Linked DNA regions of Mus musculus: all the other regions are linked to region 5. The links are chromatin loops, found by intact Hi-C in ENCODE. Cell type or tissue: left cerebral cortex. All regions are shown on one strand.

What was found. A loop is a pair of places that touch in the nucleus more often than their neighbours do. Peaks named below come from ENCODE experiments on the same cell type or tissue, not always from the same donor. Only the 100,000 strongest peaks of a DNase experiment are listed, where the experiment ranks them.
Region 1: it touches region 5 in a loop (7-fold over the local background); 8 of 42 quality-filtered maps call a loop at or near these places.
Region 2: a loop joins it to region 5, with 5 times the contacts of the local background. A loop is called at or near these places in 8 of 42 quality-filtered maps.
Region 3: it touches region 5 in a loop (5-fold over the local background); 2 of 42 quality-filtered maps call a loop at or near these places.
Region 4: it touches region 5 in a loop (6-fold over the local background); 4 of 42 quality-filtered maps call a loop at or near these places.

What each region holds. Positions count from the first base shown.
Region 1 is chr2:94,468,703-94,473,702 of GRCm38, reverse strand. No RefSeq gene overlaps it. Among named protein-coding and RNA genes, the nearest start is that of Api5, 33 kb to the right of the region's middle. In left cerebral cortex, a CTCF peak has its summit at 2,798 (motif pointing left); a DNase peak (open chromatin) is centred at 2,782.
Region 2 is chr2:95,229,951-95,234,950 of GRCm38, reverse strand. No RefSeq gene overlaps it. Among named protein-coding and RNA genes, the nearest start is that of Gm13794, 160 kb to the left of the region's middle. In left cerebral cortex, a CTCF peak has its summit at 2,751 (motif pointing left); DNase peaks (open chromatin) are centred at 2,152 and 2,754; H3K4me3 peaks cover 240 bases.
Region 3 is chr2:94,569,219-94,574,218 of GRCm38, reverse strand. No RefSeq gene overlaps it. Among named protein-coding and RNA genes, the nearest start is that of Gm24318, 50 kb to the left of the region's middle. In left cerebral cortex, a CTCF peak has its summit at 2,470; a DNase peak (open chromatin) is centred at 2,444.
Region 4 is chr2:96,232,394-96,237,393 of GRCm38, reverse strand. No RefSeq gene overlaps it. Among named protein-coding and RNA genes, the nearest start is that of Lrrc4c, 83 kb to the left of the region's middle. In left cerebral cortex, a CTCF peak has its summit at 2,588 (motif pointing left); a DNase peak (open chromatin) is centred at 2,582.
Region 5 is chr2:96,313,869-96,318,868 of GRCm38, reverse strand. Lrrc4c (leucine rich repeat containing 4C) reads right to left here and starts at 700. Exons shown (of 9, transcript NM_001363047.1): 1 at 286-700. In left cerebral cortex, CTCF peaks have their summits at 150, 1,345 and 2,131 (motif pointing right); DNase peaks (open chromatin) are centred at 790, 1,008, 1,234, 2,126 and 1 more place; H3K4me3 peaks cover 1,544 bases; H3K27ac peaks cover 1,458 bases.

The sequences.
Region 1 (5,000 bases), 1.8 Mb after region 5:
ACCTTGTTTCCCTGCCTTATTGATCTTTATTAACAATGACCACAAAGAGTCCCTCTCTATGTCACAAGTTTTGAGGCTTGATCTAAGAACCATATACATATACACACACACACAAACACACACACACACACACACACACACACACACACACACACCTTGCTAAGTGGCCATTGATGGAGAAAGGAGAGAATATGAATGAGGCTAAGGTAGAGCCTGACAAACTGGGGTCAGACAGGGTGGAGATGTTTGACTGAGACAGCAGTAGTTTCTCAACCCAGATCTGCTATAAAACGTACATGGTTTCCCACACAAACAACTAAGAGTGCATCACTAAGAACCCGGATGTGTAAAAGAAGCAAAAGAAAGCAGGGTGATCACAGAAGGGAGAGGGACGTTCCTGCCCTATCAGAGGTAACCAGTGATGATGAAGGCTGGGTTCCTAAGGTCGATCCTAGATGACCCCCAGAGACCACTGATGTGTCTGGGAAAACCTTTGTCATTATTGACAGTAGAGGGCAGATGCTAGGAACACTGAAACAGATCGGCAGTACCAAACGATGGGGAGGCAAAGTCCTGGATGAGTGGACATGTCAACAACAGCACTGATCTGAACCTTCACCCTGGGCCTTCTCTATGGTCAGGTGCTGGAGATGCAGAATCAGAGGGCAGGAACTCAGATGTAAGCTGCTGATTGATGCTGGACTTCCAGGAAAGAACTCTGAGGACGGGAGGACGGGGGATAGTGCTTAGCAAGAACTCAGCCTCAGGTACAGGTGGGCATTCGCCTGCACACTGGGAAGGGGGAAGCAGCCTGTTGTTTTCTCTTACAAGGTGACGCCCAGTGGCCATGGTGACAGATATGAGCTCTAAACTATGAGTGAGCCAGAAGGTCAAGGGATCAGAGACCAAACAGCTTCTACTACAAAAACAAAAGAGCAAACAAACAAACACCTGTTTATAGACATCAGGACAATCCACCCAGGTGTAGCATGTGCCTGTAATCTCAGCACTTGAGAAGCAGAGGCAGGGGAGACACGAGTTCAAGGCCAGCCTGGTCTACAACAGCCTAGTAATGTGAGCTCCAGGGAGCAGCTAAAGAACATTACAAAGTCTCATGTCAAAATCTCAAGTCAAAATCTCATGTCAAAATATCATGTCTGATAATCCTATCCTATATCCAAAAGGCAGTATAGAGGTTAGATACATGGATGGAGAACCCGCGTGCCAGGGTTCAAACCCTGGCTCTGTCGTCTAGTAACTCAGGGCAGTGTTTTTCTGATTTTGACATGAGATTTTTGACATGAGAACAAGAGAGAGAGAGAGAGAGAGAGAGAGAGAGAGAGAGAGAGAGAGGCATAATCACACAGAGGCAGACATACACAAGAAAATATATGCTGAAATCCTAACCAGCCACTTCTAAGAATGTACTGACATGTGAAAATCAGTCATAATTAGCACATTTAGATGAGGTCATCGTGGAGTATGGCGATCCCTTAACCAATGTGACTAGTGACAGTATAATAAGACAGGACATGAGAGGACACCCAGTATGAAGACAGGGGCTGTGGCTGGGAACTGCTATTTAAGCTCTCAGGATGGGGGTCATAATTCGAGGACAATCATTCCTCAACTTCTCTGTGGCCCTAACCAGCTGGCTCGATGACTCTGCTCCTCAGCGTCTTCATGGTTTAGATTTACTTATTCTATGTTTGACTCGTGCATGTGCAGCATATGCACGCTTGATGTCCGAGGAAGTCAGAAGGGTTCGACAACCCCTGGAGATGGAGATGCAGATGGTCATGAGCCACCTTGTAGATGCTCAGGAACAAACCCAGGTCCTCCGGGGTTGGGGAGGGGCAAACCCTTCTAAACCAGTGGGTCATCTCTCCGGCTTCAGTTCCTCATTGGTGAAATGGGAGCAATGTCGTGTCGCCATCCACAGGGTTATAGAAACGAATACATTTCATAGCTACTAGAGGACCTGGTACACACTAAATAAGTGTTGGCTGGTGTTTCCGTTAATCTGATCGCTGTGGCCAGAGAAGACCTGAGCTCACTTCTCACCTCCTATCTCACATACTTGTATACCTCCAAGTCCCGATTCTTCAGCTTCAGCTACCCGCGGTGTGAGCTAAAGGATTGTAAGACAGGTAACCAACCGACAGAGTGACAATTCTGATGACACACACGACACCAGTGCTAATTTAACCTCCATTGACTTTGAGAGTTAAATACCAATTGGTGTGAAGCGCTTGCCTCCTTGAGGCCAAAGAACAGTTACCAAGCTTTAATGACAACGGCAGGCCCCTGTGGAGACAGTTGATGGTGCAGATTCTGACTCATCTGGTCCAGGTCTGGTTTTAAGAGGCTCACAATACTCACTCACGTTGTAGGTTCACTCTTTATAGAAGCATGCAGGTAACACCAGAGCTACCCCGCCATGATGTGCTTCACTTCTCAGCCATTAGAGCCGTGTCCCCTCTGAGGATTAGAAAGGATGTATCCTTCCTTGTTTGGGATTGGGGAGGAGGTTTTTATTATAAATATAAATTCTGTTTCTCAGTTTGTGCCCTGGGGACAAACATCAGCGGTGGGGATGGAGGAAGTCCCTCGAGGGATGGTAACGGATGCCTATTTGTGCCCTGGGGGTTCTTAGTGCTGTCTCAAAGAGTCCCCCCTCAGTCTGCATAGCTTAAATGGTTCCCAGTGGCCCAGTCCACAACACAGCCAGCTCCAGAAGAATAAGTGGCTGGTAGAGAGCAACGGTGGAGACTTGTCGCCACCTAGCGGCGTATGAGAGAAAAGCATAGGGATGGCCACAGTAAAACAGCCCATTGACTCCTGCTCTTAAATCTGAGAGGAAACAGCCACGGCGTGTGGAACTGCAAAGAACGAAAGACTGTTCACTCTATATTCTGGTCTCACAATTCACCTCTGGAGGATAAATCATCTAATTTGTCCCCTACTTCACTATCATCTTTGGCAGAAGCTATGGTGCTGGCTTAATGTACACAGTGATGTTTCTTTATCCGCACTTGATTCTTGTCACCATATCTTAGGTGTGGGAAACTGAAGCTTACAAAACTTAAAGAATTTAAGATCATCCAGGTAGTAGATTGAGGCCTGGATGGATCCCTGGATCTATTTGCTTCCAAGGTCTGGACTTGTTGTTGAGGGTCCTCCCCGTGTGTGCAGGTGGACGATGGTGCATCTGTGTGTACATCATGTAGAACCCAGACGTCAAAGGCAGGTAAATTCCTCAGTTTCTCTCTCCCTGCCGTGTTTCTGAGACAAGATCGCTCAGTGAACCCAGATCACACTGATTGCCTAGAGCGGCAAGCCTGTGAGCTCTGGAGAGCAGTCCTGGTCGGCTCTACCCCACTTCCGGTACTGGGGTTACACACACAATCCCAACTCAGAGCCTCGAGCTTGAACGGCAAGGACTTCCCAACCAAGCCATTTCAGCGCATCCCTTGACTTTTGTTTATTGTTTTTTGTTGTTTGGTTGGTTGGTTTTTTTTGAGACATCTCACTATATAGCCCAAGCTAACCTTGAATTCGAGTCGGTCCTCTTACCTAGGGATCCTGAGTGCTGGATCCTATATGCCATCACACCCAGCTGGAAAGCCTGGACTTCAGCAGTATTCTAAAAGCAAGTGTAGACCTGACCATTACCCCTGGTTTTTGGGAAACTACAGTCTCTAGAGTGGGGAGTCAGCCCTTCTATCCCCTTCTCTCCCATACCCCACCCCCCACCCCGGCCAATGCCGGTCATCTCTGAAGCAACATCAACCTTGATTTTGGGAGCCACCTCAGTGTTAACTCGATGTTAAACAGCAAGATGAAGAAGCGGTTCTTCCTCTTTATGGATTGCACTGCCTTCCGGTCAGGGCTGCCTTCCTGTCTCGCCTGTGGTAACAAAATGCCATGAACGAGGTATAAATGGAAAGTAGTCATCTCTCATTCTGGGGATAGTTAGTCCGAATCTGGGAGCCAGACTCTATGGGATTCTAACCCTGCCTTCCCTCATTGCCCGCTAGCCTGTGATTATGAGTGGGTTACCCGACCTCTCCAAGTCACATCTTTCATGAAAAGAAGAGCAGCGACCAACGCGTGGGAAGATTATGACGTCTTAGAGTTAGAGCAAAATTTGGTACATAGTTAATGCTTTTAAAATGTTACCAAAGATCATATGACTCCAAGCTCTTGGGAAGGATTAAATGATGTAATCCTTTTATTCCCCGTGTCTCACCATGGGCTCAGTAAATCAAATGTTTATTATCATTATTGACGTCACTATGCATCCATGCTAGGCTTGCGGCAGACGGGGTGGAAAGAGCCAGAATCCTTCAAAGTGGCATCTGAGTTCACACCTAGTGACCTAAGTGGAGGCTCCGAGCTCCCCAGGGCAACGTCTGTATCCTCCCTCCTCCCTCAGGAGCATCAGGACCCTCCATCTCCCAGTCCCAGAGGTCTCTCCTTCTCCCAGAATCTACTTTGAGGAAAATGACTCTGTCTTTACAGATTCCCCAACCTTTGGGCCCTTCCTCTTTAAAGACTTGATTCTAATCACTACAAGAAAAATAAAATATGGATTCTGCAGATAAAAGCACTTATCTTCACGCTAGATGATTTGAGTTCTATCCCTGAGTTCCATGTGGTAGCAACTCCAGAAAGTTGTACCTCTGACCTGCTCACATGTGACCTGGAAGGCACGTGTGTGCGTACACGAGCACACACACACTCAGAGAGAGAGAGAGAGAGAGAGAGAGAGGGAGAGAGAGAAAGAGAGAGAGAGAGAGAGAGAGAGAGAGAGAGAGAGAGAGAGAGAGAGAGAGAGAGAGGGAGAGGGAGAGGGAGAGGGAGAGGGAGAGGGAGAGGGAGAGGGAGAGAGAGAGAGAACTTGGGACGTGGCTGAAGTAGTAGTGCTGTATCCCAGAGTATTTTTAGCCCTGTTGTTCTGGCTTCACTGCTTCTGGAAATGATTCTCTGTTTGATGC
Region 2 (5,000 bases), 1.1 Mb after region 5:
ATGGTTTTAGCTCCCTTGTCGAAGATCAAGTGACCATAGGTGTGTGGGTTCATTTCTGGGTCTTCAATTCTATTCCATTGGTCTACTTGTCTGTCTCTATACCAAATCTTGATTAGCTCCACCATTATTTAATCATTATAGAGGCATATTCCCAAAGACTGAGCAACTAAATCCCCCTTCTTAGTCTGAGAACTTTTGTGTGTGTGTATGTGTGTGTGTGTGTGTGTGTGCCCATACACATATTCAATACTCTGAATACTTACAAATATTGACTCTCAAAGTCACACAGTCCTTCCTGAGGTCTTTTGCAAATTCAGAAGCTTCACAGCTACTGGAAAGTGTGTGTGTAACCCTGCATATCCATAAATCATTGATAATTTTGTCTCAAAGAATCTGTCAGAGCTTTTCAGTGGTCCTCCAGGCATCTCACTTTCTAGATGTTGTTCTAGATCTTTCTCCAGCCTCTTGATTGCCTCAACCGGCCACCAGTTACAAACTTAAAAACCTAACAGGTCCTATAAAAGAGACTCACACAGGGAGTCATGTCAGATACAGGTGACTTCTTTTTTCTTGTTTTTCAAGCATCACCAAATCTTTCCCTTCATACTCCATGCCACCTAAATTTCTGCATTTACTACTTTGCTGATCACAAGCCTGCAGTTTCTGGGACTGGAGACCCAGTACAGGTCAAACCCAAAACACTGTAAACTATTATCCTAATTTTATTTTCTTCCATAAGGGCCTCACTGTGGTGTAACCCTGGCTGGCTTGGAACTTAGTTTTTAGACCTGACTGGCGTCAAACTCAGAGACCACCTGCCTCCCCTTTTGAAGGCTGGGATTAAAGCTCTGTATCACCACATTTGTCTCATGAGGTGTCTTTGAAAAACAGACCATCTTCTAACTTCACAAGCTTTTGATTAATTTTCAGAGTTCTGAAAGGTTGGTTCTAACAGTCCTTGCTGCTTCTGCGTTTTCGAAGAAATAGGCTTTTGGAGGCCTTTGTTTTATCGTTCTGAAATTTTTCTCTGCTAAATGATACCCTCTAAAGCACTGGTCACAGCACCTTTAAAATTGTGCAATATTATCTTGTCAATTTTCAGATAAAGTCTCCAAAGTGACCGACAAAGTTCTGTATCATCTGATCCTTTCTTACCTCTTAGCCTTGAGCATCATCAGAGTTCTCCCCCAAGTCTCCTACCAATGTCTACAATAAGCCACCATCCCAATAGCCCTTTGCAAAGACATTTTTCCTCTGCCTAACTGTCTTGCTCTCTGCATTCTGCTCCCACCAGGCTAATTCTTATCAACTCTCAGGACTCCCGGTAAATGTCACTCCTTGGCACAGCCTTTCTAACTCACAGGCAAGATCCAGTCTCTGCATCATGTTCTCCCAGTAAGCTGTGTTTTTCTGTCGTAGCACTTACCATGACTAACAAAATGTAATTTGTGCAAGCATTTTGTTAACTATTATGAGTTCTGATGGCTAAGATTTAATCTGGCTCAGGGTGGAATGTTCAATAAATGTTTGTTGGGGCGAATGAATGAAGAAGAGGGGAAAAAATGCATTGTGCAAATGGCTGAGTACCAGAGCTGTTGTGCCTAGAAAAGCAATGATAAAGAGGGAACCATAATCAGCATCCGGAAACCTCTACACAGACATTACCGCTTCGACCAGCATGGCGCCTCAGAACATTTAATTTTACAAATTACGAAATTGCTTTAAAAAACTTGCCTTAAAAACGTCCTTGATTTTATCCATAAATGCCCTCACTCCAGGGAGACAGGCATTTTTTTGGAAAAGCAGTGCCATTCAAATCTGAATTTGTGAGAAAAACAAAACAAAAAACCAAACACCTTGAAATATCCACGTCCAGGCAACAGATCCAAAACTGCTTTGATAAATGATCAGTCTGTTGAGCATTCAGCGTAGTTGAGGCGGTTATCTTGCCTCTCTGTTTTGTGCCTGTCAACCTTCTAATCAAAGGACTGGAGACCTGGGAGCAGATAAAGGCAATGAGATCCGAGAAAGGGCTGATGAAGGAGGGCCTCAGGAAGGCTGGAAGATGAACGGCTGGCTTGGGTGTGTCTCTCAACCAGAAAAACTCAAGGAAAGGGTACTCCTCACATCTGAAGTGGCAGAAAAAGCCTGTCTCTGGGGAAGAAACAACCTGTTTTCTGCTAATAAACTCCAGGGTCGCTTTGTGGCTGCCTTGATTAATTGGTGAGGATGAAATAACCAGAGCTCCGGGAGACATGAGACGGGGAAGGATTGTAAGTGACAGTTTGCTGTTAAAATTCATCAGCCCAGGCGAAGCGCCTTGATTAATGAAGTCACTGAGCCTGCCTCCACCCTGAGTAGGGGGCCCGCTGTGGGAGGGAAGGGAAAACAAATTTGCAAGGATGCTCTCACTAAAGAGGTTCAGCACCCGAGTTACATTTAATCTCTCCACTGTTGCATTGCAAGTACTTTCTCCCTCTCAATTGTTCCCCCGTGCTGCTATTAATCACAGACCCCTGTAAAGCAAAGGAAAGGAAGGAGGGGGGAAGCGCAACAGGGCTTGCATTCCCAGCTTGTAGTGGGCGAGAATGATGGGGAAGCAGGGGACCCAGAAGGAGAACTGCTGTGTTATGACCAACCAGAGGAACTTAAAGAAGGATTCTCAGAGTTCAGCCCCAGCAGGCCACAGCTGGACGCCCCAGCTCCCACCATTGCTTAGGGCAGGAAGTTCTTGATGCAACACCGCCATCTACAGCTCACGGTGAAAAACTGCTCTGAGGGCGCCTCAATTCGAGAACCTGTAGGGTCAGTTTTGAAGTTGGCTCCATATGGAGGAAGATGTGACATCCTTTCTCCACAACACGGGAAAATCTTCGCTGCTGTTTGGACCGATAGATATCTGGTCGTGTTGCCTAACAATCTCCATTCTTCATGAAGCATAGAATGAAGAGAATCCTGGTATCTGTAGTCAAACGTCTAGAATACCAGGGATTGGAATGGAGTCTCTATTCTGCACAACGTCTCTACAGTGCATCTCTGCTTTACAAATATGATAATGTCGAATGAACACGAAGCTTGTAGTGCATATTAACAACACCCTAGTGGTATAGATGAGAATAATAAAAAAAATCACTCAAGAAAATACACCTCTCCTAATTTCCCCAACTACAAACGAGCCTGACATATTTGTCTTATTGATGAAAATAATTATGCCTCCCAGCTTTTGTGAACCTGACTATTATTCTCTGAATATGACAGAGCCAGTTTATCAGCAGAGACGGCCCTTGGGTTTGCAAGAATTCTCTGTGTGACCTTGAACAGGTCAGTTGACCTTTTTGAGCTTCCTTTCTTTCTTACTGTACCAGTGCACTTATAAAGGTGGACATCAATATGTGTTTTTGTGTGTGAGAGAGATGCTTGAATGGAAGTTGAAAATAGGCAGCTTTAAGAGATTCAGGTCTGGACCACTCTACAAATTATATAATGTCAAATACTGGCAACATATGAACTCCTCACTCTTGTAATGCACTTCTCTCATTTGGGATAATAATAACAGGTTAAAGTGTTTTTATAGTCTTGCCTTTGACATGCAGTGGAGTAGGAAGCTTTGGCTTTGAGTTTGCCTAGTAAAAGCCTTCCTGTGCCACAGGAATTTACAGAATATTTCCCCTCTCAGGTGTGTGCTATCAGCACCAAGTCCACTTCTTCCTGTGGTCTGCATATCAAAAGGGCAACAACTTCCTGGAAGGATTTAATGCAGGTTCCAGGAATCATAAATGAGAGTTTTTTTTTTTAAATCTCTTTATTAAAGCCACCTTGCACCTTGGAATAGGATATGCTCGAGAGCATTTCCCCAGACAGAGTGTTAAATATAGCATTCAAACCAGAAAATTACTCATTGATTTGCCCTGTGAAAAGATAAATGTCTATTCAACTCTGTTCTATCCCAGTGCAGACCTTATTGTTTCCAGGAAGCAATCTGAGTGTATGTCCCTAATGAAGCAGTATAGCATGTAAATGTTTCAAACACGCGGCACAGGACAGGAACAGATCTTGCCAGCCAAATGAGATACCCCAGAAGGCCACCTATGGCTCCTGAAAGCAGAGTGTACAGGCCAGGAAGACAAGTACCAGCAAACAAGACAACAAGAGCATGGCAGCCAATGCTCCAGGAGAAAATACAGAAAACAAGATCCTGAGCCAAAGAGGGTTCAGAAGCAATAGCTGATAATTCACTGCCCCAGGAGCCTCTGGATCCATTATAGTTTCAGCCTTGGCTTAAAGACGGCTTTCATAACGGCAGGTGACTGCCATCTGTAAGACACTATCAGACCACATATGCCTAATAATGCTCTCTCATTTTGATCCAGTGTTTTACAGCTCACACAGGGGCACTGCATGTCCAGCCTCATTTGATTCTCTTAACAACCTATTAAGCAGGTGGTAGAGGTACCCACTGTAAGGGCTGCATTCTGTTCTTCAGAGAGACGTTGTCATAGACCACTGCATCTGTCTGCCTACTCTGCAAGTATGTGTGGATGGGTTACTCCCTCTCAAGCCCCAAAAGGAGGACAACAAAAGGGAGGGAGAAGAAAAACGAGGAGCAAGGGGAGAAAGCAGAGGTGACCCAAATAGGCTCCATGTACATACCCATGATGTAAGGGAATCCCTAAACTCTAAGAGGGTGATTGGCAGACCTCTGTGGATGAAAGCTAACAGAGATTAGAGGGATTCATAATCCTTAAGAGAAATGCACAGTGATGCTGATTCTGAAGAGTATTCTAAATTAAAAGAGAAATACCATGCTTTTCATTCTGACCCAAGGAAATGGTGGGTCTGTGGATGAGTGTCTAATGAGCATGCTGGAAGTCTGGGCTTCATCCCCAATGAGGTAAAACCAGGCATTGAGGGATGCCTTCTGTTCCCAGTGCTCAGGAGGGGAGAGAAACGAGAACAAATTAAAGTCATTCTCAGCTACACACCATTTGAAGCCAACCTGG
Region 3 (5,000 bases), 1.7 Mb after region 5:
TGTCTAAGAGGTGCTGGTGAGCAGGTAGCCTGCTCTGGAATGTCCTGAATTCTGTGCTATTGCCCAGAAGAAGAAGTAGCCTTTCTGAGGATTGAGTCTCCCTGTAGGCATCTGGCTCCAACCACATCTCCTTTGCAGACCTGCAAAAGCAACTTGAACCTTTTCTTCTCAGAGTCCTTCCTGGCCCACCATCAGCTTCGGGATTACCAGCTCCATTCATTCATGTAGGGCCTCCCTCCTTCAGCAATTACTGAATAAAGACAGCAACCCAAAGCCTCCTATGCATTCAGATCCTGCCACCCAGCAAGCCCTGCCTCAGTAGTCCAGCCTCATGAGATGAAGGAACATTCATCTAGAAGCAATCATACACAGGAAGAACTCAGCTGGAACACCACGCTGACCACATCACAAGACACAGACACAGCTCAAATATGGTTGCCCTTCCTGTGGCAATGAAACTGCTTCAATTAGAGAACCATACGGGAAAAACATTGGAAAAAAAAAAAGGTGTCCCTTCACCTTTGCTATTAATTTACAGTAAGCAAATGTGAACACACTAATAGTATTAAGGAAGAAGAAGGATAAATTCAGAGAAGGGGGGGGGGAACAATGAAGTCTTAGCTACACAGGACATTACAGTTCAGAGAGTCTGGGTGTAAGTACAGGGAACTGTGAACTTCCTTCGTGAACTTCTTGTAAACTGTAAACTGCTTTTAAAGCATCGTTAAAGAATTAACAACAATCTTGCATGCAGGAGCTAAGAACATGTGCCTTTAAAAATAAGGCCAGAGGTAAGGAGCTGGTGTGTAGTGACACACACAATGTATAAATGAAATGACACAGTTTGGGGAAGGGGTTGGACACTTGACTCCTCCTCCCCTTTCATCTCTGCCCATCATAAAGCTCTGGAAGAATTCCTTCCTAATACTCCCTACTTCCACAGTGGGTCGTCGTGGCTTTGATTTGTTTACCATGATAAAGTCTTGTACTTAGCAACCTTCCATTCATCAGATAGATAAACATCATCGTTTACCACTGAGAACCAGGCACTGTGTTGGTTGTTTGTACATATTAACCCTAATAATATTCATTTTCAAAGTGGATATCACTAACTTTGTTTTAAGATGAGACTGAGTGTGGAGCTGATGTGTCCAATATGTTGAATCTGGTGATGATTTGGGCAGGATTTAAACTTACAAAGCCCTTCGACTTCAAATCCTGGGCTTCTGGGTGTGATATCACTGACTTTTCTTCTTAGTGAGATTCTTTTCATGACAATTTCATGCACACATGAAAAGACGCATGCTGATTATTCTCACTCCCTATCCTCTCTTAGCTCCCCCTACCTTTGTCTACACCCCCCCATTTCCCTACAAATATCTGTCTCACATTCTTCTTTGCCTTATATTATAACTTACTGATGATAACCAAGGATGTGCTGTGTCCTGACCTCAGGATTAGCACCTGGTGGGCTCATCAATGGATGTACAACCAAAGATCTCCAGGGTCTGTCAGTAGCCAATAGTTCAGCAGTAAAGGGCAAGGCCTCGTGAGCCCTTCCCTATCCGTGACTAATTGTTGACAGGGCCAGTCTTGAGCACTCTGAATGTGTGTCCTGCTCCAACTCACGTTAGACACCTAATCCCCAGTGAAGCACTGCACAAAATGGGCCTTTTAGGTTGCGTTTAAGACTCTATCTCAGATATCTCAGATGTGGGTCAACGTTAGAAAAGGGGCTGTAGAATCAGGTTCATTCTCTTGTCCCTCTACCTTCAAAATGAGTAAGCAAACAAAACAAAAATGTGGTTTCTGGCCCAAAATGTGCTTGAAAAGTTGGAAATTTTCATCCAAATAATCCATCTGTACATTTTTCTTTGAAATCTTGAAGAATCTGGCAACTATCACCCTGCAGTCCCACCAAGCTGCTCCAGTCCCATAGTGAGAAAGCCCTATGGTCTCTGGTATGGAGAACCCACCAGTTCCTGTTGTCCTCAGCCCACTCATCTCTCCCAGTAAGCTTCCCACCCCATCCCAAGCCAGCCCAGCTCATGGACAAGGCTCCTCACTTGAGTTTTTAATCCTTGCTTTAAACAAACTGCTTGGCTTACAGAGTCAAAAGGCCTATATGTGCTCATTCTTTGGTGCAAAGAATGAAAGAAGTCTGCAGCCCTGTTATCTCCAGGCTAGGGAGTTTAATAAAACCCAGCTAACACTGCGTGGATTTAGCCCTAAGCATGCCAGGGGCCGTGATCGTGAAAGCAGAACAAGGTAGAGGAGAGGGGGGTGAGACATAGCACAAAGAGACTGTCTGGAAGTGTGACCCTCTGCTGCACCAGGCTGAGCTAAGCTCTTCAGTGAGCTGCTTCTGTGAGGTGAGAGAGAAGCTGGATTCTTACTGAAGGGAGATGCCAGGCAGGAATTCCTGAGCAGGTCTCCTGGATGATCCTCTGTCTCATGAAACTTTAGCTCCACTCACTGGCTGGATGTAAATTAAACTCTAAGGAAGCTTAGTGAAGTCTTTGGGCAGCTTATGGGGTTCAGAAAGAGGGTGACCAGAGAAGCCTCTTTCCCACATAAGTTGTCCATGGCTCCCTGTGTCCTCAGCTTTTTTTCCAGTCTACTCTTGAGACCTCACCTGTCTAGAAGAAAAGGCGACTCCTGCCTGAGCTACAATTATTGTCACATACAGGCTAGGCTCCAGATTCCAGATACCCTTTAAGAAATATGGCTACAGGACTGGAGTGGGGGCACAGTGGGTAAAGCGCTGGCCTTGCAAGCACATAGACCTGAGTTTGATCTCCCAGGGACCCACATAAAAAGGAAGAAAGGGAAGAAGAGAGGAAGGAAGGAAGGAAGGAAGGAAGGAAGGAAGGAAGGAAGGAAGGAAGGAAGGAAGGAAGGAAGGGAGAAAGGGAGGGAGGGAGGGAGGGAGGGAGGGAGGGAGGGAGGGAGGGAGGGAGGGAGGGAGGAAGGGTGGGTGAGATGACACCTGAGGAACAAGTCAAGAGTCTCCTGCAGATTGTGAGTGTGCACACACTACTCTAACTCATCCATCTGAACTTTCCTTCTCCGCAATCTCGTTGAACGTACCCACCTACCATTTACCAATTAGCTATACTACTTAAAGAAAAATAGATCCTTAATGAGAAAGACATGAAAGTAAATGCACATCTTTGAGCGATTTCTATGGGCTCTGTGCTTAAGATTTGCTATCTTCTATGGTGAACCTCATTACCCTCTCTTTGTAAATAAGCAAACTGAGGCTAAACGAGGCCAAGAAATCTGCTTTGAACCACAAGACACCAGCCAGGAGACATCTCTTTAAATTCAGGCCTCTGTTTCTGCAATCCACACTGTGGCAGACTTTCTGCAGCATAAGATCTGTGACTGAACATATTTATTAAGCAGTGGCTGTGATTTTTGAAGAGGGGGATATTTCAGAAACAGCCTAGCCCCTCCCTGCCCGTGTGTGTCTGTCTGTGTGTGTGTGTGTGTGTGTGTGTGTGTGTCTGTGTGTGTCTGTGTGTGTGTCTGTGTGTGTGAGAGAGAGAAAGAGAGAGAGAGAGAGAGAGAGAGGGAGAGGGAGAGGGAGAGGGAGAGGGAGAGAGAGAGAGAGAGAGAGAGAGAGAGAGAGAGAGAGAGAGAGAGAGAGAACTAGCACACTTTGATTTACATCATCTTGCTGGCGTTTGCCTTAGCTAAAGTTTCTATTGCTGTGAAGATAAATCATGACCACAGCAACTCTTATGAAGGAAAATATGTATAACATGTATTTCTCATGTATTTCAAATGAGAAAGCCTATCGGTAATAACATTATGGGTGTGTGTTAGTGCACACAGATTTTGTTGTTTGTGACCTGTAGTAATCAGGCAACATCTGAGGGTTATCCCCACACATCTTAGATCACAGTGGTGAGTCTATTACTTACTATCATTTCTGTAACCAGACACTTAGCAGAAGCAAATTTTAAAAGGGGAGATTTATTCAGGGTTACAGTTTAAGAGAGTGGTGTCTATCATGGTGCCTGGGGTACCTCTTTCTCAGCAGCAGGAATTTGTAGCACCATTTATTCTATGGTGATGGCCAAGAAGCTTGGTAGTAATCCAAGCCCCAAGCCCTACTCCCAGGTTAACTACCTTATCAACCCACTCTAAAGATGCTGCAACCCACTCCAAAGATGCTGCAACCCACTCCAAAGATGCTGCAACCTCCCAGAACAGTAGCACACATTGAAGATCAAATGTTCAAATGTATGGGCCTCTGAAGAATATTTTACATCAAAGACAACAGAGACGTCACTGACTGAGACAAGCTTTAAGTGTATGTGGAGTCCTGCACACAGTCACACAGCCAGAGCCCTACACACTTACCTGGAGAACCATTTACACAGGCTGTCACACAATTGTTCTTGTTGGGCTTAGGCCATGAACAACCTTCATGACCAATGACTGAAGTCCGGTCAAGCTTGTTAACACCAAATTAAAATGGATTTCCCTGTGACTGCTCATGATAAAGTTTCACTGGTGGAAGTGGGAAATAGATCATTTTCTAGCCTACTTGTGCAAACCCCTCTTCTGAACAGAATAGAAAGCTGTCTGCTTTTATGCAGAGTTAGGTAAGAATTGGTTTTGTGAAATAGAGTCAATAATCATTGACCTCACAGGGCTTTTGTTTAAAAAGAAAAATCAAACATCATCAAGACAGCATAAAATCTATCCACGAGTAAAGACTTGTCATTACTAAGGTGAAGAGACTTGCAGAGGTCCTATCTGAGGGTTAGATTTACGGACCCAGTCCTAATAAACAGGTAGCCCATCTGGAAAGACAACCTTCTTTCACCTCATGTCCTGGCAGAGCAAGATATGACAAAGCCAACAGGAGTAAGACATCATCAGGGCCATGACTCTCAGCCATCCTGTGCATGAGGATATCTGTGAAGCTTTAGAAAGAAGGCAGTGAACCAGCCACAGTGCATGCCTATACTTCCAGGAACATCAGA
Region 4 (5,000 bases), 81 kb after region 5:
CAGTAGATGTTATAAAGTAAATTGGTTTAGCAGAATTCAAGAGCCAAGGGGTTAGTCATTATGTAGTCAAGTAGATGGCAGGTGGTAGTTAAATACATACACTTTCTCCATTTTTTTTTTCTCAAAACTTATAGAACCTATGGAGAGGAAATTTTCCTTGGGCACACATTAATCAGATCCTATAAGTCAGTAAGTCACTCAGTGTTCTAAAAGGTTGTAGAATCATCAATTAAATACCAAAAGTCATTAAAGGATGTGGGAAATGTACTTTAAATGTGTTAATCTATTTCCTCTTTTAGGAAATATTATTGATCCTCCCACCATGTAAAAGACATATTTTAGTAGAGAAATCACAAGTTTCTGCATTCATAAAACATTAGGCTTCCCTGTGTAGGGAAGATAACGTATGTGCAACTTCAGAATCACATCAGCTAATATAGCAGAAAGTAGTACAGAAAGTAACATTGGGTATGGATCAGTGGATGTTTGCTGTGGACAGAGGGGGCATGTGATGGTTGGAAAGACATTCAAGTTGAGACTTGAATAGTTGTAAAAATCAAACCACAATTTGAGAAGATGATAAAAATATCTAGGACAATAGGGGCACCAAAGGCATAATCTGAAAATGTACATCAAGAGAAGAATTGGTTAAATTTTAAAATTGAAGATGTCCCAACCACAGGGCACAGTAGCAGCATGGAAGCAGAGTGCCCAGATAGACAAGTGATTCCTGCAGTGGCTTGAGTGTAGGTGGAGGACAAAGTACAGTGGCGGATTTTACTGCTCCCAGCTCTGTTTCCACGATGGTCCCTAACTCATTCCATATGGGTATGCTCACTGTTTTCAATGGATGCGAAAGACTGTGAATACAAGCGACACTGGAAATTAAGTGCTGCCTTTAAGGGTCACTTTGCGTACTGACTTAAAACTTTATAAATTCCATGTTTTGTAAGCAGAACCCCTTATCTAAATAATGTAGATGTTCTCAAATATATTTAATTTCCCATTACAAATATTTTAATTTGTTGGAAGTGAGGAGGCATTTGTATTTTTGACACACTTGGTATCATTCATATCTTGGAACGGATTCAAGCACGAAACACTGTGGAAACTCCACAGAGATGCCATTCAACAGTTTCTAAGGGTTCAGTGCTGGCACTCAAAGTTAGTGTATGTGCTCTTGGAAAGAAGAATTAGCATTGCAATATAGAAAACAGTAATATAGGAACCAAAATGTCTAAACTTGGTTCTGTCCCTAATTGTAAGGCAAAAATTAAATCAATTTCCATTGATTTTATGTTTTTGCATCTCTAAAGGGAAAACGATGCACAAACACCATTAATGTTCTTCAGCAGCTAACATTTTACAAAAATATTATGCATTCTGCAAAATCTCCTTGAGCTGACTCTTTTCTGTTTTTACTATGCACGTTCTATACTTCACCTCTGCTGTTTGTTCCCCATTTTTATTACAGGGGACTATTACTTTTTGAATGGCTTCTTTGAAATGAATAAAGTCAATTCAAATCACAAGGTTAGCATCTTTAAAATTTTCTTCCCTAGAGTAAATTGAATGCGTGTTTTTTATGCACCAGACACATTTCCCTTCTCATATTTAGAGAGCCTTTTTCTGTTTTGTGGTTTCTTGAGCATTTTAAAAAACCATTCATTCAAAGTGGGGCTGTCTGGCTTGTCTCGTATTTCCAAGAATATACAGTTATTCTGGAAGGCTTTGATTTCATTTGCGGGGATTTCCAGATCTCCTCAGCAAAACTCAATAATGCATTTTCCTGGGACAATATTTAGAGTACAGATATAAAGACCGATGTCTCTCATAGAGATTCATTGCTTTCAAATTATTCTCCATTTGGGAACAATACCATAAATCTCATAGGTAAATATTCCATCTTGTAGTATAATTTTACTTCTCCTCTGCGTGCACTAAAGACAGCTAATTAATTGTCATGGATTTTATATTAAAGGATGATGATAGAATTCTGAACCTGGTCAGAGCATGTGATCTTATTTTATGATAGACTTCATTTGTTATTTTGAATAGACCATTCATATTTTAACACATTGGTTTAAATGTTCAATTATTTTTCAGTTGGGGAAAATAAAAACTAGTGAATTGGCCTTAAGTGGCTTTTGAGTTCTTACCCAATAAAGACATTATGGCGAAATCATTATATACCATTCTGTTGGATCTTCATAACACTACATAACTAATCAATTTCCAAATATTAAGAACCCAAAATTTACAAAAGAGATGTGTTTGTGGTCACAAAACTAGCGATGGGTAGAATGGGGTTTTGGACAGAAGAGTTCATATATTAATATTTCATTGTTATAAATAGACCTTGACTTCTATCCTCACAAAGAGGGGATAACATGTAAACAAGCAAGAAAGTCCTTTAGCAATAATTACATCTTATAGAGACAAAAAGCAATGGGAATGGCAAAGGTGGAAATAAAGATGCTGTAGAGGGTATCAACTTCAGAATAAATATTAAGGGGGGAAACTGATAAACTTACAGGGTTTGCCAGAATCTTCAATTTATAGCAATATCTGCTGCCCCCATGTGGTGCTCTGTGTGACAATCTTCTTAAAGCTAATTTCTTTCCTCAGTCAAAAATGCTTCAGTGTTGAGACCTGTCTCTGTAATTCTGGGTGCTTTTTCCAGAAGGAAAGTAGAGAATGAGAAGTGATTATGCTTGCTAAGAAGAGCTAGAAGCCTGTCTGTTAACATGCATATCTGGATAAGTTATTTGACTATTTAAGGAAAATGAAAGGATTAGAAAGAAATCCTGGAAGGAAAAAAAAAAACAACACAAAATTATAAAAAAGCCATTTTGCCAAACTTATGAAAGAAAAGCTTTTAGTTTGCATATAAAATTTAGTAATTGGTATCAGAGAAGTACCTCCACTCATGAGAAAAAGAAATAGGCAATAAAATGTAAAGATAATCTATCTGAGCAAAAGTAAACTGCAAGAATTTTAATAGTAAAACTAAGATTTAATAAAAATATTTCATACTGATGAATATATCCATGGAACTATCATTATTTGGGGGAAACATTTAGTGGTTCTAATTATGAGAAGAAAAGAATAAAATGTTAAGGAGCAAGAACCCAGAATGTCAACGCTGATAGATAGAGAAAGCTGGAGGTTTTTGAAGATATTATAATTGAAAGACATATCTAATATCCCTAGGAGGGCCCAACCTATGCAAAATAAATTAGAAAAAAATAATAGAGAAACATGAGTTTGTGATCTATGAAGATATTGAATGACAAAGAATACAAATGACTCTAGGTCACCAATCATAGAAAAGCAAGGCTTAAATGGAAGATTTTTCAGTCTTATCCTTGCTTAAATCTGGTTTTGATTCAACACCATACATGTGTTAATTAACATGAACAATCAATCACCCTGCCTAGCTGTAGAGATGAGTGGATGTATCCCAGATGATACTTTTATATGTGTCTTGTGATTATGATTATATAATTAATCATTATATAATGACATTAGATTGAATAACTTATCTTTGAAGAACAAACATAATAAGGTCATGCTTTGTAGCTCAAATACAAAATGAAATAAAAGAAACTTCAGAGCACCTCAGATCTCACAGACTCCATCTAAGCACATGCATATGTGTATGCACACACACACACACACACACACACACACACACACACACACACACACACACAGAGAGACTCAATTCAAGAAGGAATTATAGGAAAATGGTTCAGAAGTAGTGTAGGAAAAGGTAAATGACAAGAAACTTTCAAATTTAAATAAATTAATATACAAATTAGGAAGCTCCTAAACATCAAAGTGAATGAAAGTAAAAGCATCAAATAAAAACCAAACAAAACATAATTGTAAACACTATTTTTTTCACAGAAATTCAAGAAGTATATTCTGATGATAGTTTCTCTTCCTCTGTAATCTACCATATTCTCCCCACCTTCTCAAATTCCACCTCCATGTGTTCTTTCTCTCTTGCTTTAGAAAACAAACACAAAACCAGAAAATATCATACACAAGATGAAAATCAGTGAGGTTAAAGAATTTGAGATATAAGATACAATTTGCTAAACACATGAAACTCAAGAAGAACGAAGACAAAGTGTGGACACTTTGCCCCTTCTTAGAATTGGGAACAAAACACTCATGGAGGAGTTACAGAGACAAAGTTTGGAGCTGTGACGAAAGGATGGACAATCTAGAGACTGCCATATCTGGGGATCCATCCCATAATCAGCTTCCAAACGCTGACACCATTGCATACACTAGCAAGATTTTGCTGAAAGGATCCATATATAGCTGTCTTTTGTGAGACTAAGCCGGGGCCTAGCAAACACAGAAGTGGATGCTCACAGTCAGCTATTGGATGGATCACAGGGTCCCCAATGGAGGACCTAGAGAAAGTAATCAAGGAGCTAAAGAGATCTGCAACCCTATAGGTGGAACAACAATATGAACTACCCAGTACTCCCCAGAGCTCATGTTTCTAGCTGCATATGTATCAGAAGATGGCCTAGTCGGCCATCAGTGGAAAGAGAGGCCCATTGGTCGTGCAAACTTTATCTGCCTCAGTACAGGGGAACACCAGGGCCAAGAAGTAGGAGTGGGTGGGTGGGGAGTGGGTGGGGGAGCGTGTGGGGCACTTTTGGGATAGCATTGGAAGTGTAAATGAAATAAATACATAATTTAACAAGATTTGCTTACTTTCTATAATATTTACCTTTCTCTACTCTTTGCCATTCTAAGACCAAAAGCCTTTGGCTTCTGGTAATATACTCTTCCTGCTCAGCAGCAGGGTCATCATGAAAGACATTGATTACTCTGCCCCCTTTTCTTTTCTCACTGATGAGAGGTCACAACTCCTTGTGAGCCAGAGAAAAGGGGAAAGAACATCACATAGGCAGAAAGAAAATCTTTTCTGTAGGCAACCCTCAGGCACACCTACACTGATACACATGCACACT
Region 5 (5,000 bases):
GTTTTAATTTTTATCACGAATTTGCAGATTTCATGTTCTCCGAATTCACCAAGAAAACACCAAGAAGAGGGGTATAAAATAGTAAGAGGGGCCCATACAGATGGAAATACCCTCCTTGGCATGAGAATAACCCCGAATGCCACACACTGGTTCCTCTCTGCATTACAATCTGGAAGTGAGCGCTTATGAACCTCATATGGATTTCTGAAAACAGCCCAGAAAAAAAAAAACAAACAAACGTTGTAAGAAAAGAAGGTACCAGAGCTAAGTAACCTGGTGACTTACCTTCTCAGCGGATCCTCAAAGTTCACCAAGGAAAAATTTAAATCCTCTAGCTTGTCATACAGCACTCTAATTTCCTTCCTCTTCGCGCTCTCTCTGTGTGTGTTTGTCACATAAGAGAAAAATAATCAACTTTCAAAGGTTCCATTTATTTGATCCTTCAGCAACAGCAGAACATGTCCAAGAGACTCCGCCAAAAAGTGAGCCAAAAACTCATCAAAGACGAAAGGAGCCGGGGGAGTAGGGCAAAGAAGGGGCGGTGTGAGGAGGGGGGGCTAGAGATTGTGAGCCCCAGTGCCTGGAGATTTTTATCACGCTGTTGAGATCTCCTCTTGTATGGTATACCTCCTTTGCTTGTCTCACAAATCCCCACACACAGTACGGACACTCACACAATCTCTTTTACGAGGAAGCAGGCACCCACACGCAGGAACACATACAAACACATAAGCACTCACAGAAGCCTGTGTAATGAAAACTGTCAGTAGTAACCTCCAAGAGGTGCTGTGAGCTGCAGATGGTATGGCTTGCGGTTACCTTCCCAGGTCTGTGGAGAATCAAAAGAACATCCAAAATCAGGGGGCTGGGGGATGGAAACTAGATTCCGGATTCGTGTCCCCAAGGCAGATGTATCAAGCCAGGAGTGAGTCAATCAGCAGAGGTGTCTGCTTGCACGGTGCCCCGGATTATGGCAAGGTTATTAATCTTGATGCGCTGCATGCCCCCACCCCCAACACTCAGCAGCCTGCATTGAGATGATTGCCAGAGCCGTGTCTGTCCCTGCTCTACTGCATTTTGCTCAGCGCTCTGATGCTGCAAGTGAGACACAGTGGAGGCAAGAATACTAATAAGGTGGTTAGCTACAGTTTCCTCAAGGCAGTCAGCACGCAGTACAGTAAATGTGGACTTCCCAGCGCTCCGTGTTTGTGTGTGTGTGTGTGTGTGTGTGTGTGTGTGTGTGTGTGTGTGTGTGCCTGTGAGTCTGCAGGGAGGGCAGCGAATCCATCTCCCGCCAGCAGGAGAGATGGCTTGCATTCTGCTGGAGAGGACTATCTCACCAGAATCGTCACTGTCCTGCATCCATTGTCTCTGACAGTATTTTGCTTGGGATGAAGAAGGGGGGTTAATGGTTTAGAAGCCTAAAGCTGGTATTTGAAAAGGGTGGTGAAGAAAAAAAAAAAAAAAAAGCTCAGGGAGACAAATTAGCTTTATAAATAGGCTCCAAGGAGACCAAGGCAGGTTTTTAACATGCTGCTGTCCTAGCTGTTAAATGGAAATACAAAGCAATTTCAAAAACCAGCTTTAGCCTATAAATCTTAGAGCTGGCAACAAGTATCTGAATTTGACTGATGGGACAGTGGATAAATGGATTTGTGGGGATGTAAAAAGTTTGTTCATGTCATCTTCCTATACTGGATCCAATGAGTGCTGAAACCCAACATTCATTCACTTAAAATGTGAATATAAAATCTATCATTGCAGATTCATTTTAATTTATTATTATTGATATTTATTATTATCAAGTAGTAGAAAATACTTGAGTGGCACAGTGACATTTTAAAAAAATGGCTAGCAGTCATCACAATACATTGTATCACTTTTTGTACCAAACAGGGAAGTACATATATGTCCAATATTGCTAAATGAAGAATCCCTTAGCTGCTGGACTCTAATCTTTTTTTTCTTTCAAGGTTGAGGCTCACATTGCAGGTCCTCTTCTTTTAGTCAAGGATACTCACTTAATTCCTTCACTTCAACTAAACTGGTATTTCTGGAAAAGAATTGAACATCTGGAGAAGGTAGTAAGAGTGAAATGTGGAGCTTTGTAGTACTTGGTATGGCCAGCAGATGTCACAAAAAGAGGAGACAGGCGAAGAATGCCATCCAGAACTGCAAATAGTTAATGCAATAGATAGTAGATTTGCAATAATTAATGTTGATTAATTAAACACAGGTATTGATAAGATGGGTGGCACTAATCTTAAATATTGAAATTTTACAGACTGTAAAGGAAAGTACCCAAAGAGCAACCTGACATGTATAGTTTTCTAAGTATTTCCCTCAAGTCACCATTTTAAGTGGTTGATTATGACTAATATTACAGAAAATCCCACACACTAGTAAGACTGGATTCTTGTCTCTGATGACTTTTGTGCTCTATGAAATATAGAACTCAATATTACCTTGCAAATTCAGCCAATATGTGATGAAGACACAAAACAGATCATGGGATGAAAGAAATTAGGCAGTTTAAGATTAATAAGTAAAATGTGTGATATTTCAATTCACAGCAATGATACTGATTATAATCATGGTAAAAAAAAAAGCAGTTTGGAAGGATTATTACTGTCTACTATATTATTAATGTCTATTACCGAGCTATACATCATTAATAAATGCATGATCAAAATATACAAACTATACATTTTAATTACTTCTTTTCCATTTGGATTATTATTATTTTGTAAGGGTTATTCTGTGCTGAGTATTGAACCCAGTATCTTCTGTAAGCTTACAACCTGCCACAAAGCCACAACTTTACTTCCTCTACATACTTTGTGACAACTACTTATTTTTTATCCAAATATCACTTTAGCCTTTATTTAGCTAAATGTGACTAATCAAAATCTACCACCTCACAGCATAAATTGGTCCATATGTCAGCTGAACATGGTGTTGAAAGCTTTGGCTTTAGAATCGACACAAACTTAGATTCACATTCCAGTTGCCTTCCTTTAAGATAATCTCCACTAAGTTATTTGTCTCTGTATCATTTTACTTGGCAATGAGCAAGAAGGTACACTGACATTTTTTTCTTTCATTTGAATGGGGACACATATAACTAAATAAAGTTACATAAAGACAAGAATAAACCAATATTTGTTGTATGCTTGATATATTTACTGACACAGTCTGTGATACATAAGTGTCAAGTATAGTTAATGAAGAAACTAAATATTAATTCTTACTATATTAGTTCTGCCTATGTAGTTTATCAACTGACACCAATCAATCAGCTAATGCTTTTGGTGATGAAAGGTGTGTTTTTAAATTCATTTTTATAAACAGTTGTGGCCGTCTTATTTCTGTGGAGGCTTTGTTGTATGCCATTTGACAGTCCTTAAATGTGCGTTTCTATATTCATGCTTGCATTCATCTGTGTGTTTCTGGACCTGTGTGGTCCAGAAATTTTCACTGTCTTGATTGCCTGACATCTGGACTCAAACAGAGTATGTGTTTAGAAAGATAATTTGATGGCAATGCACTGCTTTCTACTCTGAGACTTGCCGTGACAACAATAGCATCACCAAGCCTCAGAAATACTGGTCCTTAACAAGACAATGAGCAGGAGATCTGTAGTCCACTAGAATGGAAAACCTAATCCCCAGTGAGATGCCAAGTGGAGTTGAAGTGAGGGCGATTAAGGAACAGCAACTTCCCTGCATGAGTCTTTGGTGTTTGCATAAACTGTAGAAAAAGAGAAGTCTCTTTCGTTTTCCTGGGGCTCCTTGCCCTCCCCCACCCCACCCCCACCCCCGCGACAGGGAAAACAACCTAGCTGAAGTTACAGGGAATGGTGTGCTGCCTGATATAGGCGCTAAGAATAGAATTCAGGGTCTATGCAAGAAAAATATGTGTTCTTACCCACTGAGCAATCTCTCCAGCTCCCAACAATGCAGTTTTATTCTTGGAGGCAAAGAGATCAGAAGAAGAAGAATCTGAACAAACAAGTCCTGGCCAGTTTTTCCCAGTTCATTATCATTAATTCAAGCCATCTCTGATTCTGGCTGTTATTTTACATACTTATTCACAGACACACACACACACACACACACACACACACACACACACACACACACACAATTGCAGGTGTTTAGTTTCGGATCTTTATTTCAGGAGGTATCTATTTTTCATGAAAGTTATTCTAATTAGCTTTACATGATTTTCTCTAGATAAATTTTCTTTTATTATAGAGTCCTCAAATGAGAATTTTATGATGGGTGAGAAAAGGTATTTTTTATTCTTCCTTCAGGAGTCTTGGCTTTACTCTCATGAGTGGGATTCAAGAAAGAAACACAATGGAGTTGATTTCTGTTTTCTATATGAGAAAGCAATAAGTAGGGATTCATCTACAAACTGAGATGTGGACCTTAGCCAGGGCCAAACTGTCCAGTGACACCTTGAGTGTGAACTTAGTTATCCTCCAAAACAGAAACAAATCTCTTTATGCTGTTTAAGCTTCCCATCCACTTCCCATTCACTTGGTGGGAAGCTTGAGCTATGACACATATGAAAAAAAAATGCCACAAAAAATAAACAAGTATAGTTCACAAATGACCAGAAGCAACCAGTTCTAAGACAGAACATGACAGATGATCAGTACAACTGATATATCAATGGAAAGGCCTAAATATTGAATTTCTTGGCTACGGATCACTGACAAATTATTATCTATCTTGTGTCTCAGCAAGCTGAAACAAAACAAAACAACAAAAAATCAAGATGGTGACCACAGAGTGTCAATTAAATCTGATAATTCTGTCTCATCAGGTCACTAGAATGCTTGCTGATAGATGTACTGTTCTTCATTAAGCATGCCACTATGGGTTAGACAACTTTTTATAGTATAGCTGAGCTAAAACTCTTTTGCCAACCAGGTCGGTTTATAAAGATTATCTTCTATGTCACTCTTAGTTTCATAATGGCTCCACAGCCGT